3 separate regions of the Homo sapiens genome follow, and regions 2 and 3 are each linked to region 1. A link is an interaction called in ENCODE POLR2A ChIA-PET data of the cell type or tissue named here. Cell type or tissue: GM12878. All regions are shown on one strand. Each heading gives the region's core, and the rest is flanking DNA. Links, peaks and the distances in the headings are about the cores only. Region 1 has its middle 43 kb from the start of ZFAND3-DT. Region 2 overlaps ZFAND3 (zinc finger AN1-type containing 3). Region 3 overlaps ZFAND3 (zinc finger AN1-type containing 3).

Region 1 (7,336 bases), core at 3,051-5,550:
ATCCCAGCACTTTGGGAGGCCAAGGTGGGCGGATCACGAGGTCAGGAGATGGAGACCATCCTGGCTAACACGGTGAAACCCCGTCTCTACTGCAAATACAAAAAAAAATTGCCGGGCGTGGTGGCGGGCGCCTGTAGTCCCAGCTACTCAGGAGGCTGAGGCAGGAGAATGGCGTGAACGCGGGAGGCGGAGCTTGCAGTGAGCGGAAATGGCGCCACTGCACTCCAGCCTGGGCAACAGAGCAAGACTCTGTCTCAAAATAATAATAATAATAATAATAATAATAATTTCAAAGGATAATGGCTTAAAATCAATATAAAGGTTGAAAGATCAAGTTGTGGGACTCTCCCATGAAATAGAAAAAAACAAAACAAAGAGTGGGAATATGAGAGACAAAAATAAAAAAATCCAAAGATTAGTCAATTAAGTCTAACATAGGACTAATAAGAATATCAGAAAAAGAAGAACAGGCTGGGGAGCAGTGGCTCATGCCTATAATCCCAGCACTTTGGGAGGCTGAGGAGAGACGACTGGTTGAGCCCAGGAGCTCAAGAACAGCCAGGGCAAAATAACAAGACCCCATCTCTAAATAAGCAAGTAAGCAAGTAAGAAAAAGAACTGAGACTATAGAGGGAAAAAATAAGTAAAGAAATAATAAAAGAGGCGGACGCAGTGGCTCACGCCTGTAATCCCAACACTGTGGGAGGCTGAGGCGGATGGATCACTTGAGGTTAGGAATTCGAGACCAGCCTGCCCAACATGGTGAGACCCCGTCTCTGCTAAAAATACAAAAATTAGCTGGGCGTGGTGGCAGCCACCTGTAATCCCAGCTACTAGGAAGGCTGAGGCAGGAGAATGGCGTGAACCTGGGAGGCGGAGCTTGCAGTGAGCAGAGATCACGCCACTGCACTCCAGCCTGGGTAACACAGCAAGACTCTGTCTCAAAAAAAAAAAAAAAAAAAAAAAAGGAAAGCAAGCAAGAAAGAAATAATAAAAGAAAAATTTCCAGCACTAAAATACATGTTTGAGATTATCGAGAACAATGAACAGAGACCAATACAAAGCATACATCATTATGAAATTTCAAAACACTAGCGATAAAAAAGAAACCCTAAAAGCTTCCAGAGGGGGGAAAAAAATTGGTTACTTGCAAAGAAAAGGAAGTCAGAATGAACTCAGATTTTGTTTATCCATAAAAGTGGAAGCTAGAAGACAATTATCAATGTATTTTAAATTCTGAGGACATGGTTTTCTATCTAGAATTGTATACCCAACAAAACTATCAACCAAAGGGCAGGTAGAATAAAGACATTTTCAGGCTTGCAAGATCTCAACATATATGTCTCCTATAGACCCTTTCTCAAATCTTGGAAAATATGCTCCACTAAAAGGAGGAAGTCAATCAAGAAAGAGAAGATTTTATGGCCCAGGAAAGAAGGAATGCAACACAGGCGAAAGGTACATGGCATTTGTCAGATAAGTGTAAAGGGAACTCCCAGGATGAGAGCTGGGCAGCAGTCCCAGAGAAGAATCCATCCAGATTGAGTGGAGGACAGGACACTTCCAGAAAGATATCACTAAAAAGGAAACAAAATGGTTAGCATCTAATGTGTTTAAAAGTGTTAAAGAATTTGTCGGGGCCAGGTGCAGTGGCTCATTTTGTAATCCCAGCAATTTGAGAGGCTGAGGTGGGAGCATTGCTTGAGCTCAGGAGTTGGAGGCTAGCCTGGGCAACATAGGGAGACCCCATCTCTGAAAAAAAGAAAAAATTAAAACATTAGGCAGGCATGATGGTGCACACCTGTTAGTCCCAGCTACTCTGGGGGCTGAAGTGGGAGGATCACTTGAGTGGGAAGATCAAGGCTGCAGTGAGCCATGATCATACCACTGCACTCCAGCCTGGGCAACAGAGTGAGAACTTGTCTCAAAAAAAAAAAAAAAAAAAAAAGGATTTGTCAAATTTGTGATATATATAGGAAAAACTAAGATTTTTTTTTTTTTTTGAGATGGAGTCTTGCTCTGTCGCCCAGGCTGGAGTGCAGTGGCACAATCTCGCCTCACTGCAAGCTCTGCCTCCCGGGTTCACACCATTCTCCTGCCTCAGCCTCCTCAGTAGCTGGGACTACAGGCACCCGCCACCATGCCCGGCTAATTTTTTATATTTTTAGTAGAGACAGGGTTTCACTGTGTTAGCCAGGATGGTCTCGATCTCCTGACCTCATGATCTGCTCACCTCGACCTCCCAAAGTGCTGGGATTACAGGCGTGAGCCACCACACCTGGCCTAAGATTTTTTTTTTTTTTTTTTAACAGAGCCAGTAATTAACTCCACAGGAAGCAGGGTAATACAATTTTCAAAATGTAATCAGAGTCTACTTTTTGGCTCAACCATGAATAATATTTGCAAAATCATAATAAAATAAACATTGAATATTGATGTATTAAAATGTGAAAAAAAGTGGAGCCAGGTATGATGGCGCATGCCTGTAGTCTCAGCTACTCTGGCTGGGGTGGAAAGATCGCTTCAGTCCAGGAGTTAGAGGCCAACCTGGAAACGTAACAAGACCTTGTCTCTATTAAATTAATTTAAAAGATGGAATAAAATGATAAAACTACATTGGTGGAGAAAAAGTGGAGGGTTGGGTTTAGCAAACTTAACGTTTTCATCTTCCATACTATAAAGGCAATAGTTTATACTTAAAACTAAAACATCAATAGGAAAATAAGTATTTTTTTGCATAGAAATCTGAAAATACTAGGAAAAAACCAAAACAGTTAACACTTAAAAATGGCTGCCTCTCAGGAGCAGGACTGCAGGGTGCAGAAGGCCAGTGTGGAAATGGCTGTTTCATTATAAGCCTTTAAGTATTTGACTTTTTAACAATGTCTATGTATAATTGTAATTTATAAACATCAGTGAATATTAATATAATACTAACATGCCAGCCAAACAGAAATTAGTGAGATCGCTAATTTTTACTTCTACCTCCAGCTCTAATTCTCTGAGTCTTTTTTTGAGACAGAGTCTGGCTCTGTTGCCCAGGCTGGAGTGCAGTGGCACAGTTTCAGCTCACTGCAACCTCTGCCTCCCGGGTTCAAGCGATTCTCCTGCCTCAGCCTCCCGAGTAGCTGGGATTACAGGCGTGTGCCACTGTGCCTGGCTAATTTTTGTATTTTTTGTAGAGATGGGGTTTCACCAAGTTGGCCAGGCTGGTCTTGAACTCCTGACCTCAACTGATCTGCTCACCTTAGCCTCCCAAAGTGCTGGGATTACAGGCATGAGCCACCGCACCCGGTCCTCTGAGTCTTCTGTGCCTGATTCTAGCTGTGCCTCAATGCTCTTTGTTCCTCTATCCTCTTCCCACCTCTTCTTTCCTCTCTTCACTCCCTCCTATCTCCCCACTCCCACCACACCCTGACACCATGCTCCTGCCAGTCAGTGAATCTCGGGAGCTGCCATAGTGCCCCCAACTCCCCTCTTACCTCTGGCTTGTCGTCCCCGCCCCCTTGATCTCACCCGCAGTTCAAGGGCTGAACTGAGTGGGCATGAGCACGAAGGCTGTTGTCCGCAGGCCGGGGGCCTATCATCTCCTGAGCCTGTCTTTATGTAAAAGGCTGGTATTCGGTTCTTCATTGTATTAGTTTCTTATTGCTGCTGTCGTAAATTACCACAAACCTAGTGCCTTAAAACAACACAAGTTTATTAGTTCCCAGTTCTGTAAGTCACAGTCTGACACCGGTCTCACTGAGCTAAAAACAAGGTGTCAGCAGGACTTCATTTCCTTCTGGAGGCTCTGGGGGAACATCTGCTTTCTCGCCTTTTCTAGTTTCCAGAGGTTGCTTGCAGTCCTTGGCAGTGGCCTCCAAACGTCTTCAAAGCCAGGCGAGTCTTTCTCACACCATACTTCTCTGACTCTACTTCCGCCATGACATTTCTTTCCCCGATTCCAACTCTTCTGCCGCCCTCTTCTGCTTTTAAGGACCCTTATGATTACATTGGCTCCACCTGGACAACTCAGGCTCCTCCCCCTACCTCAAGGTCTGCTGATTAGCAACCTTTCTTCCGCCTGCACCCGATCTCCCCTTTGCCATATAATTTAGCATATTCACGAATTTTAGAGCACGTAGACCTCTTCAGGAGGGGGGCATCATTCTGCCCGCCACAATCACAGATCTTGTTTTGCATTAATTTTGATTTTTAAAACTAGCTCATTCAAGTATTAAGTCTCTTAATTGCTGAGTTTTTTGGCACCCCTAAAATTTGATGCCTGAGGTGAGTGAGGCACCCTCATCCAGGCCCTGTCTATCTTTCTTTCTTGGCCCACCCCTTCCATCCTCAAGCCCAGCCCAGCCAAGCATCTTGCACCTCAGGCTGCCCAGGATCCAGCCAAGTTCTGCAGGTGGTTTCCCAACCGCATGCATTTCTCTGCTCCGGTTTCAGAAGTGGGGGCTCAGGCTCTCAGGCTGCCGAGTCAAAGATGGGAAGAGAAAATGTTCGATTTCTCCTGGGCCCCAGGGAGGAGTCAGGCCCCAGTCACTAGACACCTGATCCTCCCCTCGTGGCTGCAGAGACAGCAGCCTTAAGGCTGGCCACAAGCAGCGGGGCCTGAAGCTGGAGGAGCGGGGAGGAGAGTTGAAAGAGGATCCTAGCACTGCTTGAAGGTCATGGGCAGCCAGCGGGTGTCTGGGCCACCACAGTGGGGGATACTGGAAAGCTGATGTGGCTCTCACACTGGAGAGGCCCCTGGGAGGTAGAGGGCGTGATTCCCAGCCATCCTAGCAATGTCACAAAGGAGACTGCTGTGTTGTGGGGGGACGGGGGAAGACTGGGAGGGGAGAGGAAAACTGGGAGAGGAGTGGGTCTTCCTGAGGCTGTGGGGGAAGGGGAGTGGCTACCAAACATTCTGCAATGGAGACAGTGCGTACCTGAGTTCTCAGGAAGGTGGGGAGGGGGTGGTAGAAGGAGAAGGGCAAGTAGAACCAGCATGCCGCCGTAACTTACACCTCTCCATGAGCCTGCAAAGCCACCCTCATGGGGAGGCCATGCACTTGAGACCCTACCCTTACATAAAACTTTCAAGTCCCCAGAGCACCTCAACATTCTCATCTGATTCCCACAACCCCAGGAGGCAGGCAGGAGCACCCCCATTTTACAGATGAGGAGGCTCCATGCAGTGACTTCCCACTTTCATCATGGCTCAGAGAGCCCCCACATCTCCCAGCTCCTCCTCTTTGCCTCCTGGCTTCTCTTCCTAGAAGGAAAGGGAGTGTGATGGAGAAAACTGGGGAAGAGGTGAGGGTCCCTGGGCCAGATAAGAGACAAACACCACCACCATTGCCACCCCTAACAACAAAGTGTCTGACTCCAGGAGTTACTGTGCAGGAAAATGCCAAGCTCAACACATCCTCCTGGAGTCAGCACTCCACGGAACTGGCATGAGGATTTTAGGGGCTCCTCCCCTACTGTCCTCCATCCATAACTGCTCAGAACTGCCTGGTGCCCCCTTGCTACCCACATCCACCACTACTGAGGGCCAGACTGTGGGGTCCAGTGTCACTGGTTAAGGCTCCTGTCACCCCATCCCCTGGGGCAAAGGTTGGGCCAGATGCCTCCTCCTTCTACCCTCTGGGTCTCCCTCACCACCTGCTTCAGGGGCCCCTCACTTTCCCAGAGAATGCCCCAGAGATGGAGTTCCCCACTCAGGCCCACAGGCCTACAGACCTCATCTTGCTGGCAGGGCACATTGAGGAAGGGGGTTTCAGAAAAGGTGGTTTCTCTGAATACATTGTGCCCACTCCTTCACTTCATTTTATAGCACTGTACCCAGAGCACTGCCAGCCACATGGCAGGGACTTGGCAAATACAGTATTGATTAATTTACTTCTCTCTCCCTGCCGTGGCAGAGACCCCAGGAAGAATTTGCCCCCTCAAGTGGTCTTGGGGGCAGGCTCAGATATTCAGAAGGTGATGGGATCTCCCTGGGTCCTGCCAGCATGGAAAGCCCTCCTTATGTGCCCAGCATGGCCTGGTGGGAGGCAGCAAGATGGACAAGCTGCCCTCAGAGGCAGGCATGACTGGCAGCTCCCATCAGCAGCTGCCGGTGTTCTCAATGAAGTGAGGTGATAGAGGAGGTCTCCCTTCTCCCTCCCTGCCCCAGGGCTGGCTGGGCCCTCTAAATGTGTCAAATGAGAACCAGGTGCAAATTAAGTGACTGAGGCACAAAGGCATTGAAGTTGGTATTTCCCATCCGAGGTACTGAGGCAAGGTCACTGGGAATCATTAACAGGTGGAGAGAGGGAGGAAGTGGGGCTATTCAGACAGAGGCTGAGAGGCCAGAGGGAAAAGGGTAGGGTGGAGGGGGAGGGAAGAAGGGAAATTTGCACACCATGAAAGGGGAGGGGAGAGAAGAGACTTGGCCCCAGTACCCTCAGTGGGTGAGCTTGGCATGGCCGCCTTGAGGCTGAGGGCTGCCTGTGCTCTGGAGCAGGTGGGGCGGTTTGTAGCATGAACAGAGGTTTCTCTGATCCTCCAGCTGCCTGGATCCCTTATTGCCCAGGGGTGGTGGCCTGGGAGGCTGCCCAGAAGGGCTGGTGACCTGAGGGGCTGGAGGTCCTGGGCCAGGCCCCCCAAGGTCATGCCAGCTGGCCCTCCCCTGGGCCCAATCAGAGGCTTGGAGTGCACAGCTGCCAACTTATGACTCAGAGGACCTGAGTAATTGACCCACAACTAATCACTAATGGTTTGCATATTTTGCATTTACTTTACATTCTCCTGGGGGTCTCTCTGCAATCACTCCCTACAGGCCCCTCCCCCTGCCCCCATCCCCCGTCCTTCTGTCTCCCTGCTATTTCCTCCAGGCCCAGACCCACAGACCCCCATCTCCTGTCCCTGCTCTCTCACCTGGGATCAGATAGGGCAGGTCATGGGTGGGAACATCCAAACTCCATCCTCTCTGACTTGAGGGCGCAGCAAGGGCAGCTAGGGGCACCTTGGGAGTGGCCAAGATCTGTCTGATAATTAATCTTCCTGCTAATGGAGGCTTCTCTGCCATCAGGGCTTTTAAGGAAACTCAGGGAAGTCCTTTAGTGCCATCAGCGCTGTCTCTGAGGTCCATAGGGGGCTCATTAGCAGCCCTCCACCTCACAGTTAGTGGCCCCTCCTCCAAATGGCTGCAGGAAGGGAGGAGAGCAGCCCAAGGCCCTGAGTGGAACTACTGCAGCCTGAACTGCTTCCCCACTACACCCCCCGCCAAATCTCTGAAGTGGAGTGAAGCGGCTCCTGCCTCTCTTCCAAAGTACTCCCCTTAGCTAGAAAGGACCTATCCTAGACAAGGAAA
Region 2 (7,336 bases), core at 2,238-4,737, 180 kb after region 1:
CTGCTCTTCAGCTCTGGTGTGGTCAGAGTTACTGTGTTTGAAACGATTCAGTCTTTTAGTCTTTCTGTCCATGTGTTAAGCAAGTTCCCCCCCTTTCTTCCTCTCTTTTCAGGAATAACGCAAATTATCTTTTTCTAGAAGAACTATTCTATAACTTGCCAATTCTAGTTGAAACATTTTACCATTTCTTATATCCTTAGTCTCATGCTCTGGATTTGGCATCAATTTTTTTTTTTTCATTGAATTCCAAGACTCTTTTTGTTGATTGTGTAACCTTGGACAAGTGACATAAATGTCTCGGAGTCTCAGTTTGCACTTGTTCTTGGTGGGGATGGTGATAACCTGCTTTACAGTAGGTTTGTAAGGATCAAAATAAATTAGTGAGGCACTTACTAAACTTTCAACATGTATACATGTAAGTTGTTTCTTATTAGGTACAGTGTAATAAAATATATTGGTAAGCAATGCTAGGGTCATCTAGATTTGTTTTTTACTCAAGCAGAACATTTGGCTGTAGTATCTTGAAACTAGAAGCTGGTATGGAATAATTGTTGCACAGATTTAAAATGATGGATGGAATGAAAATAGAGTTGCCAGCTACTTTTTAGCTAAGAAATATGGTAGAACTCTACCCTTAGTTGTTTTCAAGGACACATGATCTACTCTAGGAAACTTGTCAGTACTTTTGTATGCTAGTTGCATACGGACCTAGGCCGAAATTATGAGGAAAAGCAGCAGGACCCTGGTAAATATTCCTGGTGGGATAATTTATGCATATACCTTTGGAGAAAAACTCCAATATGCTGTGTGTGTGACATATAGGGTGTTATGCTCTATGATTTGTTTGACTATATTTAATCCAAAAATCGTGTACACAAATCAAATAGAGGGACTGGACCAGATCAATGAGATCAATAACAAAGGTAAATTTGGATTTTTTTTTCTTGGAAAGAATTTATAATATGACTATGGACAGACAATTAGTCATAAAATTTTAAAAAATATTTGTCTTTATTCTTTAGTGGTGTCCATTCAGATCTGTAAATTTTCAGTACAAAAATATGATTTTAAAAATTGCTCATTTAGGCTGGGCATGATGGCTCACGCCTGTAATGCCAGCACTTTGGGAGACCAAGGTGGGCAGATCACCTGAGGTCAGGAGTTCGAGACCAGCCAGGCCAACATGGGGAAACCCCATCTCTACTAAAAATACAAAGATTAGCTGGGCGTGGTGGCGGGCGCCTGTAACCCCAGCTCCTCGGGAGGCTGAGGCAGGAGAATCGCTTGAACCTGGGAGGTGGAGGTTACAGTGAGCTGAGATTGTGCCACTGCACTTCAGCCTTAGTGACAGAACAAGACTCGGTCTCAAAAAAAAAAAAAAAAAAAAATTCTCATTTAGGTAGATTCTGAACCATTTTATGTAAATGAGATTTTTAAAAAATAATGCTGTATTTCTGCCGTCACTCTAATTAGCAATCCTGGAAGCAAAATATTTGACTTAAGATAATGAGCACTTGAATTGACTTATACTTAGGGAAAAAATGGAACTACATAGTCATAGCAATTAAGCTTGGGATGAGTATGTATACATCACCTTTTCTTCCACACTTAAGACTTCTAAAAAACCTTGCTTGGCTTTTCAGGACCGCCCCCCCCTTCCCCACCCACCGACGGACAAAATGTACCTTGTGTTTACATTGCTTGTATTTTACAATTGTAAATTTCCATAGGGATAGACGTGAATTCTGGTAAAATTTCTCCCCAAACCTTGCTTCATTTATTTTCCAAACTTTAAGATGACTGGCCCCCATTAATGTGTCTGTAAAGTTTGAACCTTAGTCAAAAGTACAAAAATGGTTAAAGGGCTTTAGGAACCAAATTCCTGCCATAGATTTTATCACCAACATCTTTCCTCTGGGTCATTACCCATTTGTTGGCTTCAGTGGAAGTATTGGTGAAGAATGAAAGAGCTAAGTCCTTGGGGTATAGAAGTGGAATAGTGAGTAAGCTGAGGTGTGGTATTCTCGGCAGCCCCCATTTCACCTTCTGAATTTGCTTAAATGCAAGACTTTGCTTTTGTGCTGGTTTTAACCAATGTGATGCAGCATAGCCTAACACAACACAGTGGTTTGTAAATCAGGCTCCAGTCTAGTTCTGTGACATTAATGTGCAACAGCAGAACGTGTTTCAACATTATCAGTGCAGTTTCTCTCCACGGTAGTGATGGTTTCCTGCAGATGCACTTAGTCTGACTTCATCAAAATGGAAATGTTAACATTGGAATTACATAGATGGCTCCAAATCCAGAAATTCTGTCCACTATTGTTATGTAAATGAACAGTGTCAAGAATGGATTTTCACTTAATTTTTTTTAGAGCCTAAAGTATTAATAGTTAGCCTATTCTCTGTTGGTTGTGGTAGTATTCCATTTTTGTTGCTTTACTGAATGTCAGTTTGAATAATATGGATTCATATTATGTATAGAAATGGTAATGATTTCACATAAATTGTCAAATATGTAAATATTTGAATATACAAGAATTTGATGTAGACATTATTGGAACTTACTATAAAAGACCTTACACTTGTGATCCTTGCTTCATATGGACAAGCATTTTCTGGAGCTGTTTCCTGGTTGTATCTGTATTTTGAAAGTCTTTCCATTAACTTTCATCTTCTAGATCCAGAATTAAATTAAGACTAAATAGAGGCTAGTTCCTCAGGCTTACAATTTAAACTGCTTTCTTCTTGAGAACACTTATCACCTAACCTGGGCCCATGAAACTTGAGAAGGCGAAATCTGTATGGAAATAAGTTGTATTTGTTCAAAAGATTTTCTTGAATATCTGCTTTGTTTACTGCCTTACATTAAGCACTTTAGGGAGAAGTAAATATATACTACTTGCTCTCAAAATCCTTAAAGTCTAATTGGGGAGGGTAGGCATAAGCATTGAAATAGCAACACAGTATTTCAAGCAAGACCACTGAAATGTGTTCTGAAATCTTCAAGATACCGCAGTGTAGCATCTATCTGTCTTAGCTATAAAATGGGGATAATAATAGCCCTACTTATTTTTCTGAGGATTAATTGAGATCCTGTGTTAAATAAAATAGTAAAACCACACTGAGCTGGTCAGCTTTAGGCACACTGACCAGCCAACTCACTCATGCCTGCAAAGCTGTCCTGCAACACAGGTAATTCAGATTCATACTTAGCAAAATCATTTGTTATATGCAGTGAACCTTGAAACCTCAAATGTCAGATCCTTGAATGCCAAATGTTTAGTGTGACAAACATTTCAAGTCTATGTGGGCAGCAAACATTCATATACATATACACCCTTTACTTTGGACAGAAGGCAATGGGGAGTACCATCAGTGATGTTTGCCTGAGCCTGGCAACTTAATTCCTTTGTGGCACTGCTCACTTTCCATGAATTACATCCTCTTAGCACGTACACATTCTGCTGATGTTCAAACAACTACCTTAGAATCCTGTAGCTACCTTCGCATTTGTGTGCCTTCCGTTTATAAATAAAGGGAATAAAGGGAAGTTTAGAAAATGTTGCTGTATTTACATGTTCATTCATTCTAGGTATAGAAACAGAAACTTCTCTCATCACAGTTTTTACTCATCTCCAAGTTAAATGACATTCATCTGTTCTGAGAGTTCTTCCCCACTCCTTTCCCTACCCCTTGGGAAAAAAAATTGACTGGTTTTGGTGGCTCACACCTGTAACCCCAGCACTTTGGGAAGCCGAGGCAAGAGGGTCACTTGAATCCAGGCATTTGAGACCAACCTGGGCAACATAATGAGACCCCACCTTTACCAAAAATTAAAAAAAAAAATCAGCTGGGTGTGGTGGGATGTACCTATAGTCAGGAGGCTGAGGTGAGGGTGTTGCTTGAGCCTGGGATATTGAGGCTGCAGTGTTCTGTGATTGCAGTACTACATTCAGCCTGGGTGATAGAGCGAGACCCTGTTTCAAAAAATAGTAAATAATCAGTGCTCTTAGGATCTCTGATTCCAGGACTTGGCTCTTGGATGGCATTTCTGGACCTGCCCTGGGCCACCAGACAGGAGCCCACTCCCTTGAAAAGTGAGTCACTGCCAGGTGGTAGTTGGGCAGTACTCCCTGTGGGCCTGAGGTATCAGTGGACACGAGGTGAGGCTCCTCTGCCTTTGGAAAGGGGAGGGAAGAGTAGGAAGGACTGTGTCTTGTGGTTTGGTTGCCAGCTCAGCCACAATGCAATAGAACACCAGGTGGACATCTAAGGTTTTTGACTGTAGTCTCTGGCTCCAGGATAGCACCTCTGGCCCCTCCAGGATCCTGGGGGAGCTTGCTGCCCTGAAGGGAAGGACATAGGTCTGCCTGGCTTTGCTACCTGCTGATTGTAGAGCCCTAGGACACTGAGCGAACAGAGGTGACAGCCAGGGTGTGGTTACAGTGGGCCTTGGGTGAAACCCAGTGCTATGCTGGCTTCAGGTTTGACCCAGCGAAGTCCTAGAGCTGGTGGCCATAGGAGTACTTGTGTCAGTCCATCCCCATCTCTAAGTGGCTCAGAGCAGAGAGAGAAAGAGATTCTATTTGTTTGGGAGAAAGTACAGGAAGAAAACAAGAGTCTTTTTCTAGTAATCCAGAGAACTCTTGGATTTTGTCCAAGACCGTCAAGGTGGTACCTCTTAAGAGTCTGCAAGAAACACAGTCCTGCTGGGCTTGAGGTCCCCCCTAAAGCAGATACAGCTTAGATCACAACACCTAAGTCCTTTAGAATATCTGGAAGGCCTTTCCAAGAAGGATGGGTACAAACAAGCCCAGACTGCAAAGACTACAATAAATACCTAACTCTTCAATGCCCAGACACAGAGGGGTGTCTGCAAGTATCAGGATGATTGAGGAAAACATGATCTTACCAAATCAACTAAATAAGGCACCCGGGACAAATCCTGAAGAAATAGAGATATCAGACCTTTCAGACAGAGAATTCAAAACATCTGTTTTGAGGAAACTCAAAGAAATTCAAGATAACACAGAAGGAATTCAGAATTATATCAGATAAATTTGAAAGATTGAAATAACAAGAATTAGGCAGAAATTCTGAAGTTGAAAAATGAAATTGGTGTACTGAAGAATGCATCAGTCTTTTAACGGCAGAATTGACCAAACAGAAGAAAGAATTAGTGAGCTTGAAGACATGCTGTTTGAAAATATGCAGTCAGGCAAAAGAAAAAGTAACAATGAAGCATGCCTACAGGATCTAGAGAATAGCTATAAGAGGACAAATCTAAGAGTTACTGGGCTTAAAGGGGAGGTAGAGATAGAGATAGGCATAGAAAGTTTATTCAAATGGCAGGAAACCTTACAAACCTAGAGAAAACTATCAATATCCAAGTACATGTGAGAGGTGAAGCCGGCTGGGCTTCTGGATCTGGTGGGGACTTGGAGAACTTTTCTGTCTAAAGGATTGTGAACACACCAATCAGCGCTCTGTGTCTAGCTAAAGGTTTGTAAATGCAGCAATCAGCACTCTGTAAAAACGCACCAATCAGCGCTCTGTGTCTAGCTAAAGGTTTGTAAATGCACCAATCAGAACTCTGTAAAATGGACCAATCAGCAGGATGTGGGCGGGGCCAAATAAGGGAATAAAAGCTGGCCACCTGAGCCAGCAAGGGCAACCCTCTCGGGTCCCCTTCCACGCTGTGGAAGCTTTGTTCTTTTGCTCTTCACAATAAATCTTGCAGCTGCTCACTCTTTGGGTCCGCACTGCCTTTAAGAGCTGTAACACTTACTGTGAATGTCTGCGGCTTCACTCCTGAAGTCAGCGAGACCACGAACCCACTGGGAGGAACAAACAACTCCGGACGCACCACCTTTAAGATCTACATGTAACGCTCACTGCAAAGGTCTGCGGCTTCACTCCTGAAGTCATGCGAGACCACAAACCCACCAGAAGGAAGAAACTCCGAGTACATCTGAACACCTGAAGGAACAAACTCTGGACACACCATCTTTATGAACTGTAACACTCGCTGCGAGGGTCCGCAGCTTCATTCTTTAAGTCAGCGAGACCAAGAACCCACTGGAAGGAACCAATTCCGGACACATGTAGCCTATGGAACACCAAGTAGATTTAACCCAAAGAAGACTACTTAAAGGCATTTAATAATGAAGCTCCAAAGGTCAAGAAATGGAAAAATTCCTTGAAACAAATGATAATGGAAACACAACATACCCAAACCTGTGGGATATAGCGAAAGCAGTACTAGGAGGGAAGTTCATAGCTATTAGTGCCTACATAGAAAAGAATAAAAACTTCAGATAAATAACAATGCATCTTAACTAAAAAAGCAAGAGCAAACCAAACCCAAAATTAGTAGAAGAAAAAGTAAAGATACGAGCAGAAATACATGAATTTGAGATGAGAAATAATACAAGAAATCAATGAAACAAACAGTTGGCTGTTTAAAAGTTAAACAAAAGAGACAAACCTTTAGCCAGACTAAGAAAAAAAAAAAGATCCAAATAAATAAAATTCGTTTCTAGTTCTTCAGCTTCCATCCTGCTTCACCAGCAACAGTAATACCTTCTCTTTATGATAGTTTCCAGTCTGCTTCTGAATGTAGAAGCCTTCTTTCCTCCTTTTCTTTCTTTGACTTTCTGCTGTTTTTCCTCTCAATCTAGAATTTAAAGATGTTCTATTGATCTAGGTGTCAAGCCCTCTTAAGATCTCTCTATTGGATATAGTACTCTCTCATACAGCAACAGAGTAAGTAAATAATGCAAGGTACATTATAGATAAATAGCTGTGCGTTTTCCTGTACTATTCCCAACATCTCAATTATGAGTCTGTTATTTTACAAATCCTACTTTTCTGGAAGAATTGTCAACTGTTTTTGGCTTGGGCTAGTGTTCCATATATTATAATCCTTTCCATATTTTGTTCTGTTGTAATTCTATTTCTCCTTCTGTTTCATTCTTTTTTCCCCCCTCAGGTTTTCCTTGTCCTCCCTTCTCCTAACTCCTGCAAAATAAAACAAATCTTTGAGTGCAAATCTTTCCTCAAGACTTCTGGACTATTGCTGTCTTTTCAAAGATCAGGTAATAAAGTAAAAGAGATATGAACTTTGATGTCCTGCTCTGATGCCTAGCTGTTACAGGTGCATTTACCTAGGTTCTGTATCACATGACTACCCTACCATGCTACAGGACCAGAAGGGATGCTTGATTCATAAGGTAGCCAGTCTATAACTTCTGACCTGTGTGGCTCTTGGGGAAAATGTGAACTTCTGAGAGAGGCAGAGGGAGATTAAACTGGTGATGTGCAGGTGTATTGG
Region 3 (7,336 bases), core at 2,937-5,436, 160 kb after region 1:
TAAATTAAAATATTTCCTTATGAACTTGCAACTTAGTGGTTGCAGTTACATACTAATCTCTTTCCTGCTTTCATTTCCTGTTAGAATACCAGAGTAAAAGTGGTCTGATTCTAGTCACTTTTGAAAAGCAAAGAGTTGTAGGTTACAGCTGAATTTTGAGGCTTTACAGTAAGAGAAACAGAGTGAGTCTGACAAATTTTAAGCTCATATATTTTCCTTTTAGAAATGTAGGAACTCTGCACAAATAATGTAGAAACAAATTACCAATTTCAATACAAAAAATTTTGCAGGATAGTGGAATTTGTAAGCTTGTCATACCTTGATTTTTTGAATTCACCTTTTCCCAAAAGAAAGCAACTGTTGGCCAGGCACAGTGGCTCATGCCTGTAATCCTAACACTTTGGAAGGCTGAGGTGGGCGGATCATGAGGTCAGGAGATCGAGACCAACCTGGCCAACATGGTGAAACCCCGTCTCTACTAAAAATACAAAAATTAGCTGGGCCTGGTGGCACATGCCTGTAATTCCAGCTACTTGGGAGGCTGAGGCAGAAGAATCGCTTGAACCAGGGAGTCGGAGGTTGCAGTGAGCCGAGATCACGCTGCTGTACTCCAGCCTAGCGACAGAGCGAGACTCCGTCTCAAAAAAAAAAAAAAAAAAAAGGCAAAAAAAGTAACTGCTGCTCTTAAGACGAAGTGTTTGAATAGAGTATTTCTGTTTTTGTAATCTTTTTGACTTGATTGCTTTTGTATACTCTTTGATTTCTTCTAAGCCAGACGCCCAAGAGGGATTTCTCGTGTAACACACACACACATTTTGGTCATGTGTTTGTTAAAAGGGGACAGCTCAACTTACCAGGCTCTTCTTAACCATTATGTGTCTGTTGGTAGGTATCTGTTGGATGGTTGGGTGTCTGACATTCAGAATATCCACAAACCCACCCAGAAGTAACAAATGTTAATGTTTTGCCTTTTTTCTTATCACACTAAAAAGGGCACTAAAATGTCACAGTTTTCTTTTACCCTAGTCATCATCTTCCCAACTCAGAGACAACTACTCTCCTTCTTATCCTTGTATTTACACTTTTTATTATGAATGGGCATTTATATAAATATTGTTATGATTCTGTTTTTAAAATGTTTAAATGGTATTTTGTACTAGTCTACAACCTGTATTCTTTTAAATAATGCTTTTAGAAACTAATCATGTTGACACGTTGCTCTTGTTCATTTTAACTATAATATTCCATTATAATTAATGTCTAGATTTACCTAGAACAATCTCCGTTTATGCATTTTGTGCCAGTGAAAATACTAATAGTACCTCTTTGTACCAAACTGGTACTATTGTAAGTGTACCAATTTGTTTGATACATTAATTGGTCACCTTCATTATAATGTGCCCTAATTTATTTATCTAGTCCCCTGTAGAGGGACATTTGTTTTCAGTGGCCATTTTTATACCACAGTTGCAATCCTGTGTTTTCTCTCTCTCTTTTTTTCAGCACTTGCTTGACTATGTTAAAAGAATGTTTCTGTAGGAAACTCTGTTCTTTATGGTGTAGCCTCCCTTACTCTGAAATGCAAGCAAGACTCGGGCAACAGTTCCTTAACGGATTAGCAGTGCTGGACTGTGGCAGCCTTTTCTAATCTCTTAGTCTATAGCAGTTTGATGTCTTACTAATAAGCATTCTTAAATTGTGTGGTTAATTATTATGCTAGTCAAGATACATGAAGCAGTGTGTTAAAGATGATGATGATGATGATGTTATGGAAATTATGTCAAAAATAATTGTTGCATTTCTAACGGGAAACAGTGCTCAGTGCTGTGAAATAGCTGAGAGGTGGCTTCTTTCAGGCCTCAAGTGGGAAAATTGTGACCATGTGTTAGAGTATGATAGGGAAAATGGAAGAAATTTAGTAGTTACTAGGTCTTTTAAGATAGTTTAGTCTGTCACTTGGCTTTATTTCTTCCCTCTTGTTGGTCTAAAGCTGTAGTCTCTTTGTGGTAGACAGGATTATCCATTGTGGCATAGAGAGAAAATGTTAGAATTCCTACTTGTGTTTATTTTTGTCCTGTATACATAATCTCATTGGTATCTGTATTAGTTTCCTAGGGTTGCCACAACAAATTGCCATACACTTGGTGGTTTAAAACAACAGAAGTTTATTCTCTCACAGTTCTGGAGGCCAGAAGTCTAAAACCAAGGTAATGGCAGGGTTGGTTTCCTCTAGAACCTTTGAGGGAGAATTCATTCCATGCTGCTGCTTGTTTCTGGCTTGTCAATAGTTCTTGGCATTCCTTTGCTCATAGACATATCATTCTAGTCTCTGCTTCATCCACATGGCCTTCTCCCCTGTGAGTCTCTATCTTTCCCTCTTCTGTCTCCTCTAAGGACAGTTGTCATTGGCTCAGTCTTATCCCGGATTATCTCATCTGGAAATCCTTAACTTAATTACATCTGCAGAAGCTTTTTTTCCCAAAATTATCACATTCACAGATTCTGGGTGGACATATTTTGGGAGGTGGGGACAGGGACAGGGTGCATCATTCAGTCCACTACGGGAATATGTAACTACTTTTAAAACAGAAATGGAAGAGATGTGCACTCAAATTTTATGCTGATGGTACACCTTTATCAAAGCTTGGAGACTTCTAGTTTAGAGAACTGTTTGGGTTGGATACAGTTGGCCTCTTTTCATGTAATTAGACGACCCTCTGTGACATGAAAAGTAGTATAAGAGTTAAGGCCAGGAACGGTGGCTCACACCTGTAATCCCAACACTTCGGGAGGCTTAGGCGGGCGGATCACGAGGTCAGGAGTTTGAGACCAGCCTGGCCAACATGGTGAAACCCCATCTCTACTAAAAATATAAAAATTAGCTGGGAGTGGTGGTGCACGCCTGTAATCCCAGCTACTCCGGAAACTGAGGCAGGAGAATCACTTAAACCTGTGAGGTGGAGGTTGCAGTGAGCTGAGATTGTGCCACTGCACTCCAGCCTGGGCGACAGAGCAAGGCTCTGTCTCGGGGTGGGGAGGCGGGCAGTGTGGGGAGTTAATTGGTAATATTCCCTATGTTTCATATCCTCAGTAGACTAATACAGGCTACTGTATCAGAATGACCAGGCTTAGGTTTATGGGCTCCCTTTTAGACTTGTCAGGAATATGGATAACTTTCAGATAGACTCAGAAAAGCACGGGACTGTTTTGTGCTTCAGAGGCTTTGGCTCCACCAAGTTTCAGATACTTAGCGTAATTCTTGTTCTGGCTGTTGCCTTTGTGTGTGAATTAGAAGATTATGATGAGGTTGCTTTTTGACATTTTTCCTGGATATAATACCCACTTGTACTTAATTCTTAGTCCACAGTAGGGATGATGAGTAAAAAGATGGGACATTATTTTTGGGCCATTAATGTATGACTAAAATATCATCTTTCATGCTATAAAATTTTATACCCTTTAAAAGCTTCAGTGCTTAGCTGGTTCTTGCAGTGTAAAGTAGATCTAACTGTATGTTAACAGTCTTAACTATTTTTTTTTTAATTTATAAAGAAAAGAGGTTTGATTGGCTCACAGTTCTGCAGGCTGTACAGGAAGCATAGTACTGGCATCTGCTTCTGGGGAGGTCTCTGGAAGTTCCCAGTGATGGCAGAAGGCCAAGCAAGAACTTGCATATCACATGGCAAAAGCAGGAGCAAGAAAGAGAGAGTGACAATTTTAACTATTATCAAAGGTTGTTTTACATTTCTTAATTTACTTTTAAACTAAATATTGGGGAGAGAGAAGAAAAAATACCTTAAGACTTCCGGCTTGAAGAAAAAGAAAAATGACACATAATCTTAAATGGAGAATGCTGAAAGACAGATATTTTAGTAGTGGAACAAGAATTAGTTTTTGTGAAAAAAGAGAGGAAAGGCATAGACAATTACATGGGTTTTTGTTTGTTTTTGTTTTTAAAGGCAGTAAAATCCTGAAATGAAATAATTGCAATTGTAACTAAGATTGCTGCAGCCCTTTTATATTATGAAGTCCTTTAATACAATATTATCACATTTGATTCTTACAATGTTGGTGATTTTATAGCTCCATTTTACAGATAAGGAAACTGACTCAAATGGGTTAACTCATGTTCCCAAGATTAAATAAATTTTAAAGAACTGAGATTTGATCAATGGAAGTTTAGACTTGGATCTAATCTCCACTGTTTGATGTTATTAGGATGAAAGTAGTAGACTTAGATGGAATTGTACTGTGAAAACCAAAGCTAAATAGATTAGTCGGGATTGTACTGTGAGGATGTAACAGTAACATTGTTTTGCATTTGTGTGTAGGAGTATTCTCTTTTCTTCTGCTCTTTTCTTTTAGTTCAGTTGTAGTTTGCCTCTAGATCCCCTCATAATCAGAGAAACAGTGCTGAAAGCTTCACAAGAGTAGCTAATTTAGGAAAAGGTGTGCATATGTGGTGGGGGGAGTGTTTTTGTCTAACACATTTTCTGTTTTGGTGGTGAGATCTTCATTTCTTAACATCTTTCTTGTTCTTGTTCATATGACTTTTAGCTCATTAACCTTGCTCTCTGTGCTGCGTAGTGAAGCACCATTTCTATTTAGTCTCCTGTGTTTAGCTTCTCAGAAGAATTTTTTTGAAAATGTTTGGAAGTGTGATTTAATTGCAAGGCTGTTTGCACATTGTCAGTGTGAAAGCAAAGATGAATTTCGTATTTAGACTGTGCAACCTGCAGATTTCATTTGTTAAACCTTCCAGTTGGTACTCCCGTTCTCTCATACATGTGTGCATAATAATAGTATGGAAAAAAACTCCTGTTTTGTTGTATCCATATTTATCAGTTTGGTTGAGTTATGGAAAAGCCTGTCCTTTGCTTTGTGTATTTGCTCATTTGGAAACCTTGTATAGTTTATAGAGACACTAGTGATTTGTTCCCCAGCTTCCCTGTGGGTTTTGTTCCATATTACAATCTAATTCCACCTCTCTGTCCCATACTCCTGAGCTGTTAATTTGTACATTTCGATGCCGTTTGTTTCATCCTGTGTTTTTTAATCCAAACTGAATGTAATGGGCTGTGTGCTTTAGGGACCTGGCTTTGCCTTGCCAATTAGAACAAAGTGGTTACTGAGTAAGAGTATGTTTTAAATAAAACATGGCACCTCTGAATGGTGCTGATACTCATTTGGGAATAAAAGAGATGGTTTTAACCCTTTGACTCACAAAGAAGAGCCATTATAAAAGATCATATATATATATTTTTTTTTCTTTGAAAAGAAGGGTAAAGTTTACCTCCATAAAATGTGGTTTTACAAGTTTCTTAAGGTAACTAAATAAATTTAAAAGTTTGTCATTAAAAATGTACTTTTTTCCTTCATGATCATTTGAGACATGTTAGCAAAATTCTGTAAATTTATGAATATTGAACCAATGGCTGCTGCTGAATTTTGAATTTGTTCATGTTTAGGAAGGTGAGGGTATATGAAACCAATAGATATGTCAGCCTCTTTTTATTTTTATAATATATCAAGCCAAGTTTTCAATTTAGTGGTGACACTCCTTCCCCCAGAGATACTTAAAAATTATGAAGGTGAATGTAAGCTTCTACAATCTTGTGGGAATATTATTTTCAGATAATTGAATTTTGAGCCATCAATGACTTAAGGCTATTTGGAAGTTTAGCTGCACTTTCACCAAATATTTATAGCACAGATGTTTCTGAATAGACCATAGGCTAATAGTTTACTAATTCACGTCATAGAGAGACACTTCATCAGTTACTTCTGTTATTGTATTTGCATCTACCCTAAAAATAGAGTTCTCTTTTTAGCTGATATAGCAGATAAACTGTAATTCATCATTGGAATAAGGAAAACATAAAACTTACTTTGAAGAAAAAGTGGGACTGTATCAAAAACTTTGAAATAAAGACATCCAAGGGAAAGCTAGACGTAGAAAGACTTGGTGACAGGTTTAGACAACATTATAGCATGTATTAACCTATGCAAACAAGAGAGAACAAAAGGAATGCATTTCTGTAGAACAGTTCAATTAAAAAGTATGTAGGAGTATCATGTTGAAAAAAAAGGTTTCTAGAAAAATGATGTCTGTAGTAGAGGAGGCCAGTTAATTGGACTAAGTGAAACTAAACATAGGCATTTCTAACATTGTACTGGGAAAGTCTTGCAAGCCCTACTGCTGGTTTGAAGAGACGATCATTGTAACAGTATTACTAAATGCCCTGTACTTCAGATTTGAAGATTAACCTCCATATTGCTAGTACTTTAAATTGTTCAGTTTTCTGAGTAAAGATATTAAAGTTTAAATGTGCTTCCATCTTCTCCTCAACACTGTTTTAACCTGTAGCTAAACTGACAGTCCAGGAGATTGAATTTTGTTTAAAAATGTTTGATATCTGTAGAGAACACTGTATTTTCCAGCTTTGCATAAAGTGACAGTGTTTTCCTTAACTCATATGTTTTAGGATCCAGTAGCTGTTAATTTCCATGCCTGAAGCACAAATTAATGTCAGGAAATCTTTCTCAAAAATTATTTTCATGCAGGTCCCAGGCTTCCAATGGCAACTGAAAGCTGGGTTATTCATTTCTCCTATACCTGTTACTCAGTGTGCATCATAAGTATTTGTAAACACTGGTTTTGCTTTTAGGAACTCTAGAAGTGCGAATCCCATTAATCATGTGATATTAGTAAATGATGATCATAGAATATTTGAGTGGAAAGAATTTTAGAGCCCTTTTCTTACCAAAACACTGGTACTCAGTCCAAATGTCTACTGAATTAATGAGTTTCAAAGTAAACTGAAGTGGTGAGGGTAAAGTGGCTTATTATTTCATCTTTTATTTGCATACTTCAACCTCAGTTTCCTTTCTCCTTCCAGTGTTACATGCTATATTAGTAATCTTGAAGATGAGACTAGAAATAAATCTATAACAAAGTTGCAACAACCCTTTAATTTGTAGATACTGCTTTAGGATTGTATGCCTTTTTCTGTTTACTATCTCTTAATTCAGGTGCTGTTAGTCTTGCAGGTAAACATTCATTGTTCTGTAGAGTTGATACAGTTGTCAAATTTTTGTGTATTTGTGTGTATGTGGGTTTATGCACATGCATACAGTTATTTAGATGTGTTGATTATAATTTTTAATTAAAATTTTTATTTAAATATGACAGTTGGATTTTATATGAGATTTTATACCATATAGCAATTACAAGAAGAACTAAAACGTCCAAAAACACTATCTGCATCATTAGTACCTTAAAGAAATTTCCCCAAACTTGATGAAAATCTTTATTATAGATTTTTAAAAAACCCAT

The links. Peaks named below come from ENCODE experiments on the same cell type or tissue, not always from the same donor. Only the 100,000 strongest peaks of a DNase experiment are listed, where the experiment ranks them.
Region 2: POLR2A ChIA-PET joins it to region 1 with 6 read pairs; 1 of 35 experiments calls an interaction of 5 or more read pairs at or near these places.
Region 3: POLR2A ChIA-PET joins it to region 1 with 6 read pairs; 1 of 35 experiments calls an interaction of 5 or more read pairs at or near these places.

What each region holds. Positions count from the first base shown.
Region 1 is chr6:37,772,971-37,780,306 of GRCh38, forward strand. No RefSeq gene overlaps it. Among named protein-coding and RNA genes, the nearest start is that of ZFAND3-DT, 43 kb to the right of the region's middle. RefSeq lists enhancers at 3,481-4,031, 4,099-5,030, 4,625-4,694. In GM12878, for the core only: no CTCF peak of the experiment used is centred there; a DNase peak (open chromatin) is centred at 4,471; H3K27ac peaks cover 672 bases.
Region 2 is chr6:37,957,087-37,964,422 of GRCh38, forward strand. All of the region lies in intron 2 of ZFAND3 (zinc finger AN1-type containing 3), which reads left to right. Among named protein-coding and RNA genes, the nearest start is that of ZFAND3, 140 kb to the left of the region's middle. In GM12878, for the core only: no CTCF peak of the experiment used is centred there; a DNase peak (open chromatin) is centred at 3,245.
Region 3 is chr6:37,937,013-37,944,348 of GRCh38, forward strand. All of the region lies in intron 2 of ZFAND3 (zinc finger AN1-type containing 3), which reads left to right. Among named protein-coding and RNA genes, the nearest start is that of ZFAND3, 120 kb to the left of the region's middle. In GM12878, for the core only: no CTCF peak of the experiment used is centred there; no DNase peak of the experiment used is centred there.